Linked DNA regions of Mus musculus: all the other regions are linked to region 1. Evidence: chromatin contacts called from ENCODE Hi-C or POLR2A ChIA-PET data. All regions are on one chromosome and are shown on one strand. The core of a region is the stretch at or near the end of the contact, and the rest is flanking DNA. Distances in the headings are between cores, read along the strand shown. Region 1 holds the start of Tex44 (testis expressed 44). Region 2 has its middle 22 kb from the start of Ptma. Region 3 holds the start of Ncl (nucleolin).

The links. Hi-C counts contacts between places; a loop is a spot of excess contacts on that map. ChIA-PET counts read pairs that join two places held with the same protein, here RNA polymerase II (POLR2A).
Region 2: POLR2A ChIA-PET joins it to region 1 with 10 read pairs in embryonic stem cell. The contact joins the enhancer-like site here to the promoter of Tex44 in region 1. A Hi-C loop is called at or near these places in 2 of 37 maps with a recorded cell type or tissue (left cerebral cortex and regulatory T cell). POLR2A ChIA-PET finds 5 or more read pairs at or near these places in 4 of 5 experiments (Patski and embryonic stem cell).
Region 3: POLR2A ChIA-PET joins it to region 1 with 12 read pairs in embryonic stem cell. The contact joins the promoter of Ncl here to the promoter of Tex44 in region 1. A Hi-C loop is called at or near these places in 2 of 37 maps with a recorded cell type or tissue (T-helper 17 cell and regulatory T cell). POLR2A ChIA-PET finds 5 or more read pairs at or near these places in 4 of 5 experiments (Patski and embryonic stem cell).

Annotation. Positions count from the first base shown.
Region 1 is chr1:86,424,102-86,428,848 of GRCm38, reverse strand. It overlaps Tex44 (testis expressed 44), which reads right to left and starts at 2,520. Exons shown (of 1, transcript NM_027966.1): 1 at 800-2,520. The coding sequence starts at 2,478. The coding sequence ends at 886.
Region 2 is chr1:86,501,864-86,506,610 of GRCm38, reverse strand. No RefSeq gene overlaps it. Among named protein-coding and RNA genes, the nearest start is that of Ptma, 22 kb to the left of the region's middle. Within about 2 kb of position 2,158, at least 3 of the 3 ENCODE cell types and tissues checked have a DNase peak (open chromatin) inside an H3K27ac peak, as active enhancers do; they include left cerebral cortex, where a contact is called at or near this core.
Region 3 is chr1:86,357,251-86,361,997 of GRCm38, reverse strand. Ncl (nucleolin) reads left to right here and starts at 2,543. Exons shown (of 14, transcript NM_010880.3): 1 at 2,543-2,792; 2 at 3,775-3,891; 3 at 4,546-4,747. The coding sequence starts at 2,775. It overlaps C130036L24Rik (RIKEN cDNA C130036L24 gene), which reads right to left and starts at 2,414. Exons shown (of 2, transcript NR_015507.3): 1 at 1,991-2,414.

The sequences.
Region 1 (4,747 bases), core at 1,271-3,770:
GAGATTAAGCTCAGATTGCCAGCCTTACTTGCTGAGCCATTTTGTTAGCCCTTGGGCTGGCTTTGAACTTCTGAAGTTCTTCTGTCTTCACCTTCCAGGCCTTGGAATTACAGTAATATACAAGTAGCCCGGCATGGTGGCACACATCTTTAATTCCAGCACTTGGGAGGCAGAGACAGGTGGATATCTGTAAATTCAAGGCCAGCCTGGTATAGCAAACTCCAGGCCAAGGCAAGGCAACATAATGAGACCCTGTCTCAAAGAAACAACAACAACAACAAAGAACCCATAAAACAAAGACAAAAAAACAAAACAAAACAAAACAAAAAACAAGAAGAAATGTAGAGGCCTTGCCCTGGAGAAGCCAGGAGAGTTAAACACAGTTTATGTCTAACTGGAATGATGCAGTTTTACAGCCTGGTGATCCTTTGCTGTTTGATGAGACAAGCTCTGCCCGTATCTCCCAGAGTTTATGTTTGTACTTATCCCAGGCCCTTTCCCCTAAATCTCCATCGCATTTAGACCACAAGCTCATTCTTAGGAGGGATGTCACTTGTGTTTCACAACAGCCTAAGTGACAGCTGTGTTCTGTTAGGGCCAGCCTAAGTGTGTGCGCATCCCTCCTGTGAGGCCTGATATTGTACCCTCTACCCCCAAACCCTCTCCTACCTTCCAAAACCTCAATCGGTAGCTTGGGCATGGGGCTGAGCAACAGGCAGGTACATGTCCTCGGTTTACCTGTGGGCCCCATCGGTCCTTTTACCCTGTTGTCCCACTGCATGGATAAGGGCAGAGCTTAGAAAATAAACGCTTGTGGTTATTTACTGAAAGGCAGGGGACAGTTACCTAGTGCAGGGTTGGGGAAGAAGTAGGGGGCTTGCTGGTCTAGTTACCACTGGGGCCAGTGCGGGCCCAGCGTGAGGTGAGATGATGGGCCAGGTAGCGCATAGCTGAACGGATGCCTTCCATAGTCCGTCTCTCCACAGACTCCAGCAGGTGCGTGACAGAGTGCAGGGCTGAGCCAGTTCCAGACATCACCCCAGAGGAGAAAGCTGACCTGGCGCTGCGCAAGAGGCTGGCGACAGTCCGCAGGCGGGGACCCTCGTCTTGTAGCCGGTCAGCTGGAGAGCTGCAGCCCGAGGCCAGAATGCCCACAGCCACACCCATGCGTGTGGCTGTGTCTGACCACACCAGGATGTCTGTGAGGGAGCTGATGGAGCCCTCTCCACAACCCAGCAGGCTGGTCATGGAGCGCATGTAGTCGTTCTCCACATCAGGTCTATACAGATTGGGGTCCAGAAGGTTCCTGCCCAGGGCCACCTGGTAGAAATCTGGAGAGTGGGGTGGGCTGCCACCTGGGGAGCCTGGGTCAGGTGGATCCGGTGGGATACCTGAGTCAGCAGCTGAATCCTCACTGGTCAGCCCTGGCGATCTAGCTTTGCTCCCAGGGTTCAAGGCCTTGAACCCTTCAGCTTCCTGCTTGGCCGAGTTGGTGGTAGGCGTGGGTTCTGGGTCGCGACCACTGGTATCGGAAGGGGGTGGGTCAGCAGCTCCCACCGAAGTCTGGACATGTTCAGGCAGGTTAGATAGCACGTCAGCATTTGGAACTAATACTGGCTGCCCTTCTGGAACATTCGGGTTTCCCAGTGTCTTTTCCTGGGTCTGGGAGTCACTCGGGGAAACCGTCCGGCTCCGACTTGTACGGTTGTTTTCAGCTAGCCTGTCCCACACTGGGTTCTGGAAACCCACAAACACTTGCAGGATACCTGGGTCTTGGGGCAGCAAAGATGTGGTCTCTTCAGGATTGTCCTGGCCCTGATGTGGAATATCTGGGCTCTCATCTTTGACTGCAGAAGTTGCTGTATCTGTGGAGATGGCTGGCTCTACATCTTGCCCTATGGAGGTGTCCATCTGCATGGAGGGCTGATCTTTATTCTGTCCCACAGAAGTGGCAATCTGCAAAGATGCCTGGTCTTCATCCTGTCCCATCAAGGTGGCAGTCTGTATGGAGGCCTGATCTTTATTCTGTCCCACAGAAGTGACAATCTGCAAAAATGCCTGGTCTTCATCTTGTCCCATCAAGGTGGCAGTCTGTATGGAGGCCTGGTCTTTATCCTGCTCAAAAACTGTGTTAATCTGCATGTACGCCTGGTCTACATTTTTCTCCGTGATGGTGGAAATCTGCTTGGAGAGCAGGTCCTCATCTTGTCTCATGAAGGTATCAGTCCGAATGAAGTCCTGCTCTTCATTTTGCTCTGTGGTGATGGCTTTCGCCTCAGAGGTTTGATCTACATCATGTTCAGCTAGCACTTCGTCGATGTCTCCTGGTGGGACGTCATCGGGCAGGGAGTCTGGTCCTTCGGACTCTCCGGGTAAATCTGCAGAGTTTTCATCAGCTGTGTTGTCCGAGGAGGCCTCGGGAAGATCATGTGTAGAACTGCTGCTGGCTTCAGGGTCTTCCAAGGGCTCAGCGGTCATCTATGCCCCCTGCTACTTATGGTGGTTGGGAAGGAGTGGCTTGGCCCTGCTAGGCTCAGTTGTCCAGGTGGTGAGGTCACAGCAGGTTGTGGGCAGCTGATGATGTCACAGGTACTTGTAGAGCAAGGGTCCTGAATGTCCTGAGTCTGCTGAGTGGCTGTCCTGGCGAGCTGACTATAGGTGGTGTTGCATAGCCAGAGTAGTGGGTACAGAGGAAATGAAGAATAACTGTCTTGGTTTAAGATGGAGATACGTAGGTAGGTGCAGATGCAGCCGCAGGGCTGTGAGTGGTTTCGGGAACTGTACTTTGGGGCATGATACAGGAAGGTAATGCTGAGTTTGAATTAGTAGGTTTTAAACTTATTTTGGGGACAGGGGATCAGTGCTCTTGTTATGTAGTTGAGGCTGGTCTCCCACTCTGATCTTCCTGTCTTAGCCTCTCAAGAGCTAGGATTACAGACATTTGTTATACCAGGTTATCCCTCCCACCATCTCTCTATTCTATTGGGCTACTTCAGGACCCCAATTTCTTTCTTTCAGGCCGGTCTTTCTTTGGTAATTTTTCTAGCAATGAGGAGGAATAGTGGAGGCCAGGGCCTGGGCGGCATCTAGGCTGGCTATCCTTAGTGCTAGAGTTAACCTTTTGACACAGGACAATCTACCTGCTCATCTGGGCTGGGAGGGCAGGGCACCACTAATGGGTACAGACTCCAGGGCAATCCTAAGAAGAGCTTGGTCCCCAGATAACCCCACTGTATGAAGAAGGTAGCCGGGGACTGGGTTTGGCTGAGTGTAGCGCACTTGCCCAGCATGCTCTGGTTCCATCCCCAGCATTGGAGTGGATGGTTCTATTTGTGTGTTTGTGCTCACCCTAGTTGCCAGGTTAGGTGTAGTTCCTGCTCCTGGGGATAAGAGGAGATGCAACCATCTGATGATGCCCCTAGGGACCCCAGCATCCCTAGGGAGAACTGGGTCTATGTTTATATCTTCTCTCCTAGGGGCAAGGCTGTGGGTCCATGACTGCCCCACTGCTAGGCACAGCCTCTTGGGGAAGCGGAACGCTGGGAGTTTGACTGCCTTTATTCCATGCCACCGCCACTGTGACTGCTGCCGGGGCTGAGACACCTCCCGGGTGGGAAAAAGCTGGAGTTGGTTCAGGGGTCCCTGGGCCTGCAACGAGGCCTGGGCCGTGGGGTTCTCAGACTCTTAGACATCCGCTGGGAGTTTCAGCAGAGCAGAAAACAGAGTCGGGCTGTGGGCTGGGGACAGTGTCTAGCCTGGGGTGGGGGGAGGGGAAGGGGGAGGAGCTCCGGCTTGTCCCAGGGGGTGATATTGTCCTTAGCTTGGTGGAGGCAGGCTTGGTGGCAGTTGTGGCTGAGAGCACAGAGAGACCTTCTATGGGAGAATTAAGCTGCGGCTCTGTAGTTGAATGCCTTCCCCATGGCTCCCCACTGTGGCTCTTGTTGAAAGAGACAGTCCACAGTTCTAAACAGTTTATTGGCTGTTCATGGTGGAAAATGGATGTGTACTGTATCCACTTCTCCGGGTGGACCTGAGGTTAAATACCTTTTGCAGGGAGGAATGTCTGGGAAGGGAAGCTTATTGGCTAAGTCCTCCAGGCCTCTAGGTACCTCATTAGCATGGAGAACTCAGTTTTGGGGAGGGGGGAAGGAGGGGAGAGGGGAGGGATGGAGGGAGGGAGAGAGAGAGAGAGAGAGAGGGAGAGAGAGAGAGAGAGAGAAAGAGAGAGAGAAGAAATGCAATTATACTCTTGGGCCAGGTGGTGGTGGTGCAAGCTTTTAATCCCAGCACTCCTGAGACAGAGGCAGGTGGCTCTGTGAGTTTGAGGCCAGCCTGGTCTACATAACAAGCTCCGGGACAGCCAAGACTACATAGTAAGAAATTTTCTTTAAAAACAACAAAAGATAATCAATGGTCTGTGGTGGAGGGATGCTGGCCAGTATGGTAACTGACTTACCATGCCTGTAGATGCAACCTAATGGCAGCTCTGGGTCACACTGTAGTAGTTCCATCACAGAACACAGGCTTCCCCCTCTATCCTTCCTGTGTTGTCTCCCATTCTGCCTCTCCTGGTCCCCTGTCCCTGGCTCCTTCTCTGAAGTGATGGCTTAAATTGGGGCTGTTCCTTACAGGCCTACGTATTTGAGCACCCAGTCCTCAGCTTGTAGGGTCGTTCTGAAGTCTGTGGAGCCTGAAGGAAGTGGGGCTTGGCTGGCAGAACTAGGTCCCTGGCACAGGGTCTTTGTAG
Region 2 (4,747 bases), core at 909-3,408, 78 kb before region 1:
CCAGCACATGTGATGGCTGGCTGGAATGCACACACTTGTGTACAAGGGCTGCCTGTAGGAGCACATGCCCGCGTACGCTCAGCTTGGCTGCTGTGCCCTCCAGCCCACATGGCCATGAGGCAGATCTTTACCGGTGACCCTAAAGGTCAGTGAACACTGGCACCGAGTAGGGATACAAGACAGTCCCTTCCAGGATTACTCATGTGCATGTAGCCAGTGGCAGTGCCATTCCTATTATTCCTCATTCCCCAGGTCCCTCTAGCCCTCCTTTGTTTGTTGATCTATGCCCTTACCAGTGGTCACCATGGGGCCTGCCTGGCATTCCTGTCAGCTTGGGTAGAAGCAGGAATCTCCTGGCCTCCCTAACTCCAGTTCTGCCCCCTTTGCTCCAGAGGAGGCTCTGACAGAAGACCCTTCCTGGGCTCTCCCCTAGGAGTGTCCAGCCTCTCTGTCCAAGGATAGCCATTTTGCCCACTCAAGCTCTCTCTCTCTCTCTCTCTCTCTCTCTCTCTCGATCTCTCTCTCTCTCTCTCTCTCTTTTTTTTTTTTTTTTGGTTTTTCAAGACAGGGTTTTTCTGTTATAGCCCTGGCTGTCCTGGAACTCACTTTGTAGACCAGGCTGGCCTTGAACTCAGAAATCCATCTGCCTCTGCCTCCCAAGTGCTGGGATTAAAGGCGTGAGCCACCACCACCAGGCCCACTCAAGCTCTTTAAGGACCCTGTGCTGGGTCCTCCTCCTTCCTTCCTCTTGGTGGTTGATTTCAGGTCTCAGCACTCTGGCTACAGATACTCATTACCCACCACCCAGCCCCAGGCTTCTAGCACTGTGTTGTGGGCAGATTTATGCACTGGCCAGAGCGGGAGGGCCAGCAGTGGGCCAGTCATACTCTGGACAGCCTCTTGAGCTGGCAGAGGCCCCAGCCAAGCCATCACCCTGTCCCTTCCCCCACCCCTTCACTCATTATCAACTTAGGGCTTGTGTACAAACAGCAGCTGGCCTCTTTTGTCAATCTCTCTGCCCTCCCTGCTCCTCCCTGCAATGCTTCCCAACTGGCTCCTCCAATTCCACCCCCCAAGATGACTTAGAAGCTAGAGCCCTGGGGAATCCTTGAGAGGGAGGGAGGCAGCTCCTGTTGTTCTTGGTCCTAAGTTTTCCTTCAATTTGGTGATATTAATCCATCTGGGACACCATAGGAACCAGGGAGGGCAAGGAACCAAAGCAAAGTCAAAAAGGCGGCTATAGGCAAGAAGCATGTATCACTCGCCCTTATGCCTGTTTGCAGAGCATGTTTGCAGAGCCAAACTGCCGCCGGGTCTGTTGTCCTGACTGTGCTCAATGCCCCACATCTTTGTAAGGGGACACGTGGAGATGACCTGCTGCTCCCTTAGACCCCTAGTAAAGGCTTCAACAAAAGTAATTCTACCCGTCTACAGGAAAGGCAGGCAGAGCTATATGGCAGAGAGCCCGTTGTCAACGCCCAGGTTTTGGAGCCGGAGGAACACGAGCTGTTCAGCAGAGGACAGGAGTCCGCCTGGTCAAAAGATGTGTGGAGGCAAACAGTGCACACCTTTAATCCCAGCACCCAGAGGCAGAGGCAGGTGGGGTTCGTGGCCAGCCTGGTCTACAGAGCGAGTTCCAGGACAGCCAGGGCTATACACAGAAACCCTGTCTTCAAAACCAAAAAAAGCAATAAAGGTGACAACACTGTAATCGACCCCATTTTGCAGATAAGAAAACGGTGGCTCCAATTTAGTCAGAGAGAGAGGAACCAAGTCTCAGGAGGAACCAAGGCCGCCAGTGCCGTGTTAGAGATGCTGTTGAAGTTTGGAAAGCCTGAGACTCCACGGTGGGTTGGCCCTGCCTTGATCTGTGATCCCCAGGTCAAGGTAACCGAGTGGGTCACAGTTAAGGATATCCTAGACTCTCTGACAAAAGAGGACCTGCGAGAGGCACCTGCGACTTCCAGGAACGTCACAGGATGCACACCAAAGACGGCCAGGAGTTCGCAGGCGGATGGATATGAGAGCTGTGCATGGGAAAACCCCGCCAGCATAGGCAGCGCAGCTGAGGGCGAGGAAGGAAAGGTGGAGCCAGAGCTGGACCTCTGCCCAGGTCCCGTGCTCCTCCGTGCCGCCGCCACCCTACCTCCCCGCCCCAAACTAAAGCCCGCCTTCCAAAACGCTTTGTCCGGACCCTCCGGAACCACTCAGGGCAGATGAGACTGTGTGCAAGGACACGAACAGGCCACCTGACGGCGAGACCAGGAGGCCCCCTAGCGGGCCCAGCTACGCGGCACATGGCCTGGTCCGCGCGGGCGGAAGTCCTACGGCCGGAGACCCGCGGCTGCCACCGGGCCAGCGGGAACAAAGGACACGGCGGGCAGAAGGTTGGCCGAACGGTGATTGGCGGCTGGTGGGGAGTCCGGGCCGAGACGGGATTGGTTGCGGCCTCGGCACCAGCCCCGCCCCTCGAAGCCGAAATCTGAGCTCCTAGCAACTCCCCCGCCCCCGGGCCCCCCTGTGCGGACCTGCTCCGTAGGCGGCCATCTGCACCCGCGAGGGCGCCTACACAGGCGTTGGGCTTGCATCCCTGCGGTACCCGGAGAGCTATGTACCAAACTACCCGCCCTCCTCCCTGCTGCAGGAAGGGGGTGTCAGGACCGTGTAGCGAGTTCCAGACACCGCCTCCTGGAGAAGCTCGACGGCCACTGTAGTGACAGGGTGCACGCGTGAAGAGACCGGATCCCGGGAAGCTGTCCCGAGGGTGGTGGCTGTACTGGGAGAAGGGCCAGAGAACAGGGATCACTCAAAGAGTGGGGGCCAGGGTAAGACAAGGAAGTGGAGGAGGCCATAGTCTGAAAGTCAAGTCAGGGAAGTCTGACTGGATGGCCCTGTAAGTCCGAGAGTAGTGATGGAGCTCTACCCCCAGAACCCCAGCCAGGCTTGAGGCACGAGGGAGAGCGAACCAGGTTCCTTTACTAGCCAGGCCACCGCAGAGTGGTTAAGAACATGAGGAGGGGCCTTTCTCAACAAGGTTCCCCTTTCCCAGATGCTTAAGAGGTGAGAGGGGTGGGGCTCTGGGCCCGGCCACCAATCACAGCCTCTACTCCACTTTGAATCTGGGTTGGCGGGCGCGGGCTGCAGGCCGCCAGGTGTGCTGGGGCCCTCTTTGTCCCCACTTCGTCTGCCCAGGCACGTCCCATTCCACCCCCATCCTTCAAGAGCCCCAGGGCCCGGTCTTGCTGGTTCCCCTCTTCTCCCCGTACACCATCCCCCCCTTCCCGGTAGGAACCTAAAACTGGACTCAGGTCAGGGTACCTTGCAGGCTTGGTGACCAGTCCTCTAGAGTCCTCTTGTACAGGGATCATAATCCACTAGAGGCAGGCAGTTTCTCCACAGCTGGCCACCAAGGGCCTGATGGTGCAGGGGTGGAGGTCGGTCGGGGAGGAACTTTATACCAAAACTCCTTGAAGAAAGAGAAGGCCAGGGAGACTCAAATTGGTGAGTTAGATCCCCAGGACTCACTCATATAATGAAGTTAGAGAACTCAGAAATTGTCCTCTAAACATGGTCTCTATAGTGGGTGTGTGTGTGTAAATATTTGTAAAAAATACGCCTTTTTTTTTTTTTTTTTTGGTATAGAATAGAGTTTATTCAGGTCATCGGAGGGGAGTTAAAAGGCTAGTAGAGGCAGAGGAGAGAGTAGAATAGTAGAGGCTTGCCGTGACCACGTGCTGAGGGGGGAAGGGAATGGGGAGGGAGGGAGCAAGAGGGTAAGAGCAAATAGGCTCTTTTTAAACCCCAGGGCTACTCCATGCATAAGATGTGTATGCCTGTCTAGCCACACACAAGCCCCTTAAGGCTGTGGTTCCTCAGCTGTGAGTGAGATGTGGGGTTGTGTTCCAGGCTGCTGTGAAGATTAAGTGGGATCCTGAGGAGGGATCTTTGTTAAAGGGAAAGCCTGCAATGTGCTCAAGTATGCATAGGTTACCAGAGCCCAGACGCATGCGAGGAGCCAGAGCCCAGCAGCCAGCCAGCCAGCCAGGGTGGGCCTCAGCGCCTGACCTATCTCAGAGGGAGAGGGTGCCAGTAAGAACTAAGCCAAGTCCCATGAATAATCCCTGAGCCCCTCAACCCTAACAGAAGGAAGCCGGGGTTTGGGCTCCTCACACCATTTCCATGCCCTCTAGGTTAAGTGGTGGGGCAGAGGGAAGGGGCTCTTTCCAGGGTGCCCGGATGACAGGTCTAGACGCTGCACACATCACGCCCCTACCCCACCCGCAGCGCTCTCCGCTCTCCTTCCGCCTCTAAGCTCTGGCAGAAATGCCCGTCTTCCCCCCCCCCCCCCCCCCACGTCCCTCCAGTTTGCCTCCCCTAGCTTCTCAAGGCTCTCTCCTCCCAGGTGCCACGGGATTATTATTGAACCATGTCTTGAGCACCAACATTACCTAACACACACTGTAGCCAGGATGAAATGAAAACTATATCTTGTCCCTTCTCTAATAAAATGCTCTGAACTGTGCGCTGAGGTGCACTCCTGTGATCCAAGCATTTAGATGGCAGAGATCGGAGGACCAGGATCCTTGAAGCCAGGATGGACTAAAAAAGACTATTTCAAAATACCTAAAATGAAGGTCTCGAGTCTGTCAATGTCTCCAGTCTGTACGTATGTGCTTCCCTCAGCCTCCTAGCCATCTTTCCTCCTCCACCTTCCTTCTCTGTCACAACATTGGGGTTAGTGCGCTTT
Region 3 (4,747 bases), core at 1,294-3,793, 67 kb after region 1:
ATACAAGCACTTGGGAGAGGCAAAAGAATCAGAAGTTCAAGGACACTCTGGGATACATGAGATTGTTAAAAAAAAAAAAAAAGGTAGTGATAGAAAAAGACACCCCGGATTAACCTGTTGCCTCTACATTTGAACTCAGGCATACCTCCCCCCACATACATACACATCCAATCTCCTATTAGCTCTGTAACTGGCCAAGTTAACTCAATGCCAGTGGTTCTCAGCCTTCATAAGACTGTGACCCTTTAATACAGTTTCTCATGTGGTGGTGACCCCCAACCATAAAATGTTTTATTGCTACTTCATAACTAATTTTGCTGCTGTGAATTGCAATGTATGCAGGATATCTGATATATGACCCCTATAAAAGGGTATTGACCTCAAAGGGGTTGAGACCCACACGTTGAGAACTGCTGCTCTTTGCCCTCATGTCTGTGAGCAGCGATGCTTTTAGTCTATTTTGAATACATTTATTAATTTAAAATTTCTAAAGAGCTGAAATAGAACCTGGTACTTGGCTCTATTTGTATAATAACTGGACAGTTACTGATCTTGGTTTTGTGCATACCAGACAGGCACTAACATCCTCACACCACCTCTATCTTATTTTTTTGAGCAGGGTCACCTTTCATGGCTAGACAGGCTGGTTAGCAGATGCCAGGGATCCTCCTGTCCTTGCTCCCTGTAACCCCCAGTGCTGGAGTTGTTAGTTATATGCTGCCACCCCATGCTTTCTACAGGGATATTGGGGATCCAATATGATATGGTTATATTCAATTATAATTTGTATAAGCATCACACATGGATTAGGTGTTGATTCCACAGAAACACCAAATCCTGCAAGCTGTCCCTGCTGCTGGTGCACTCAAACTTCTGTTCACTCCAGTTAGCAAGTAATTTCCAACACTATCATATGCCAGGCAATGCTTTAGGTACCAAGAATAAAGCAGACAACAGTCTGTGCTGTCTGGGGAAGGGGCAAATGAACAATAAATGGCCAAGAAAAGTACTAGGCAGCTGATATCTGAGAGTGTAACTAACCTTGGGTGCAAGCAGAGGTCTCTTAGTGGCACTGTACACCAGAGGGCTGAGGATAGCCCATACAGATAGATTGGATTGACAAAGGAAGCCATGTCACCCAAGTCATTTCACACTCACAGCTCATCTTCTTGTCTCCTCCCGAATGCCTTTAGCTTGCTCTGCTTGGAAATATCTAGAGTCTTCCTCACACCACCCTTCCTACCTCTCTACCCAAGAGTCTCCCTTGGTTCCATAATATACAGTACAAGGTGTGACCGGTCTCGCTATAAAGACAATGCCCCCACACCACAACTCGGGTTCGCCATCTCCTGCCCTGACAAGAGCGCACTGGTGTGTAGCTGTGGCTGCCCTCCACCGCGTTGGGAAGGCCGTAGTAAGTAAGCATCACACAGTGACTATTTCTACTTATCTCCAAAGGCCCGAGTTCAGATAAAAAAACTTGGGGACTCAACACATCCCACTCGCATTAAAATCTCCCGAGGTTGAAGTCAGGTATGATGGCATATGACTTTAATCACAGCACTAGGGAGGCAGGGGGATCTCTGAGTTCAAGGCCAGCCTGGACTACAGCGTGAGTCCCAGGGCAGCCAGGAATACACAGAGAAAACCTGTCTCATAAAATAACATCTCCTAGGTCGGGCCAGGCGTGCCGATACAGGTCGAGGCTAACATGGTCTACATGTGTGCTCTAGGACAGTAAAGAATAAAGTCCTATCTCAACTCCGGACGAAAACTCCACAGGTCATTTCTAGTGGATGTTGTTAGCTGATGAAGGGCGCCTGTGTGCTATGCTTGGAACCAGTTGGTTGCAATCCATTTAAAGCAACGCCAGACAACTCTCTCGTTCCCCCCGCCATGGAGGGAACCTGTGAGCGTGGTCACAGGCGGGCCGAGTACTTCTCCCCACCACACCAGGAAGTCACCTCTCTGAACCTGGAGTTATACCTACCGCGAGAGGTCACCGACATTACATGGATCGCTTGTGCACTGCTCGTACACACACACACGCACAACTGCTTTTATTAGGAGCTCTCAGGAAAGCGGGGACTCGCATCATAGCCAAGAAGCCGTTCGCGACTCCGCGGAGAACAGGCCGAGGCCCGCTCATCAGCCCGAGGGAACCCTAGGCCTTCCGGCGTTCTTCAGCAGGACCACGCGGCGCGGGGGAAAGCACCGAGAAACGCCCAGACCACCTGAGCATCGCCGCCCATGCTGCCTCGGAACACCTGAGGGAATCCGGGCCACGCCGCCACCTACCCGCGCCTCACACACAAGCCGCGCCAAACTCGCCCGTCCCACTGCGCAGGCGTGGGGAGAGCCCGGCGCTCAGGAGCATTCAAAGGACCCGCACACTGACCAGTCAACGTCCGCCTGGGCCCAAACGAGTCCCGCCCTCAGGAGCAGACGTCAGGCCCCGCCCCTAAGAGCCCCGCCCTCGTCAAGCCTTAGGCCCGCCTCACGCTGCCCCGCGTTAAGGCTCGCGGTTGGCTCCGGGGACGGACGCGAGCTCTGGTTGGTGGAGCCGAAGTCACGAGGACCCCCTTCGTCGCCTTTCCAGAGGCGATTACTGGGCAGGCTCAGTCTTTTGCCTCAGACGCTAGCTGTAGCTGGCAGGCGGTTGTACGTGCTCCAGAGTCGTCGGTACCCGCTACTGCAGTCGCTTTCGTGTGGCTTCCGCTGAGCTCTTCCGAGCTGCTCGCTCTCCACACGCGCCGCCGCCGTAATCCGCCACCATGGTGAAGCTCGCAAAGGTAAGAGGCCTTGGCGCGCCGACGCGGACGACTAGGCCCCTGCTTTCGGAGGGACGCGCGCGCGCCCGCCCGTCCGTCGCGGAGGGGAGGAGGGCTTGCGCGCAATCCCGGGCGCGTTCGAGGGCGCCATGCTGGGGGGGAAAGTCTCGCGCGACTAGCGGGAGGTCTCGCGGTGCTTGCCCTCTGACTTAGGGGGATGAGAAGAGCGGAGGCAGGTTTCCGGGAGGGCGATATCGAGGGTTCGGATGTAGCGGGCGGGAGGGGACGGTGTGAGGAGAGATCGGAGGAGCTGAGAGCGGATAGGGGCACGGCGTGGGAAGAGAGGGCCAACCTTAGGCGGCGAGCGGTCCCGGGGCCCCGCCTCCCCGCGCACGTGCTCTGGTGCGCGGCCCGCCACGTGCTCTGCGGAGCCCCGCACGTGTCGCGCGACCCGGGGCAGTGGGGGAGTGTCTGTAGTACCCCGGAAAGGGGGACGGCAGCGTGGGGATGGATGGGTGGCCCGGCGATCTGCTGTCTCTGCCGGTGACCGGGATGGACACGTGGTGGACCCCTGAGGTGGCGGCGTGGTGACTCCACGTGGTGGGGCTGGAAGCGAGAGAAAGTGGGAAGCAGTTGGGTTACGTGGTGCTGCTTTAAGAGGTGATTTCGAGATACCCCCTTCCCCAGCAAATAACTTAAAGGGATCCCTTTAACTGGGTTTTTTTTTTTTTTTTTTTTTTTTTTTTGTGGAAGATGCCAGAAAATAGATGGCCACGACTAGGAGACTTTATAACCTGTGGCTGTTTCTTGGTGTAGAGTTCTGTCTGCTCAGTTATCTGTGAGAAGGAAAAAAAAATTATGCGCGGTTCGCAGAAAAAACTGCCAGGAGAATGCCATGCCTGGCCAAGAAGAAGTCTTTATGCTTGTGTCCTTTAGTAAGAAAAAGGTGGTGGCCAAAGGCAAAGTGACTGAAAATGCGTGCAATTTTTGTGTGCGTTTGTAGGCTGGCAAAACCCACGGTGAGGCCAAGAAAATGGCTCCTCCTCCAAAGGAGGTGGAAGAGGATAGTGAAGATGAAGAAATGTCAGAAGATGAAGATGACAGCAGTGGAGAAGAGGAGGTAAGAAGCTATTTGCAGCAATAAACCGGTGGAATTGAATGTCTGGAAGTCTTAGAAATACAGGATATGTAGTAAATGGTTGAATGGCAAGCCCCTTCCTCCCTCCCTCCCTCCCTCCCTCCCTCCCTCCCTCCCTCCCTTCCTTCCTTCCTTCCTTCCTTCCTTCCTTCCTTCTGCAAGACAGTCGGCAAAACAGGGGACAGAAACAGGCAGAATTTTGAGTTCCAGGCAAGCAGGGAGTAGTACATAGTGAAACCTTGTCTCAAGACCGTTGTTATGGTCATGCTCAATCAGATTTCTTAGAAAAGCTCAGGTGCTGAGTCCAGTTTTTTTTTTTTTAAAGTATTGAAAGCCATGTCTCCTTATTTCAGGGTTTAATGTTTATCTTTGTGTGTGCGCGCACCCATTAAGCATGCTTGGTACCCTCATACTAGAATGTACTTGGATCCCCTGGAACTGGAGTTAAAGCCACATGTGAATGTTACATGTTACAAGAGTAACACATGTGCTTAACTTTTGAGTCATCTCTCCAGTTCTTGGTTGTTTGTTTTTTTTTTTTTAAGCCTATCTAATGTCCATTTTCTTGTGCTCAAAGTTAGTCTCTTAATGTAGCATTGGGTATAAAGGAATGCTTATGATTTGTTTGCTTTCAAGGTTGTCATCCCTCAGAAAAAAGGCAAAAAGGCTACCACAACCCCAGCAAAGAAGGTGGTTGTTTCACAAACAAAAAAGGCTGCAGTTCCCACACCAGCTAAGAAAGCAGCTGTGACCCCAGGCAAAAAGGCAGTAGCCACACCAGCTAAGAAAAACATTACACCAGCCAAAGTCATTCCAACACCGGGTAAGAAGGGAGCTG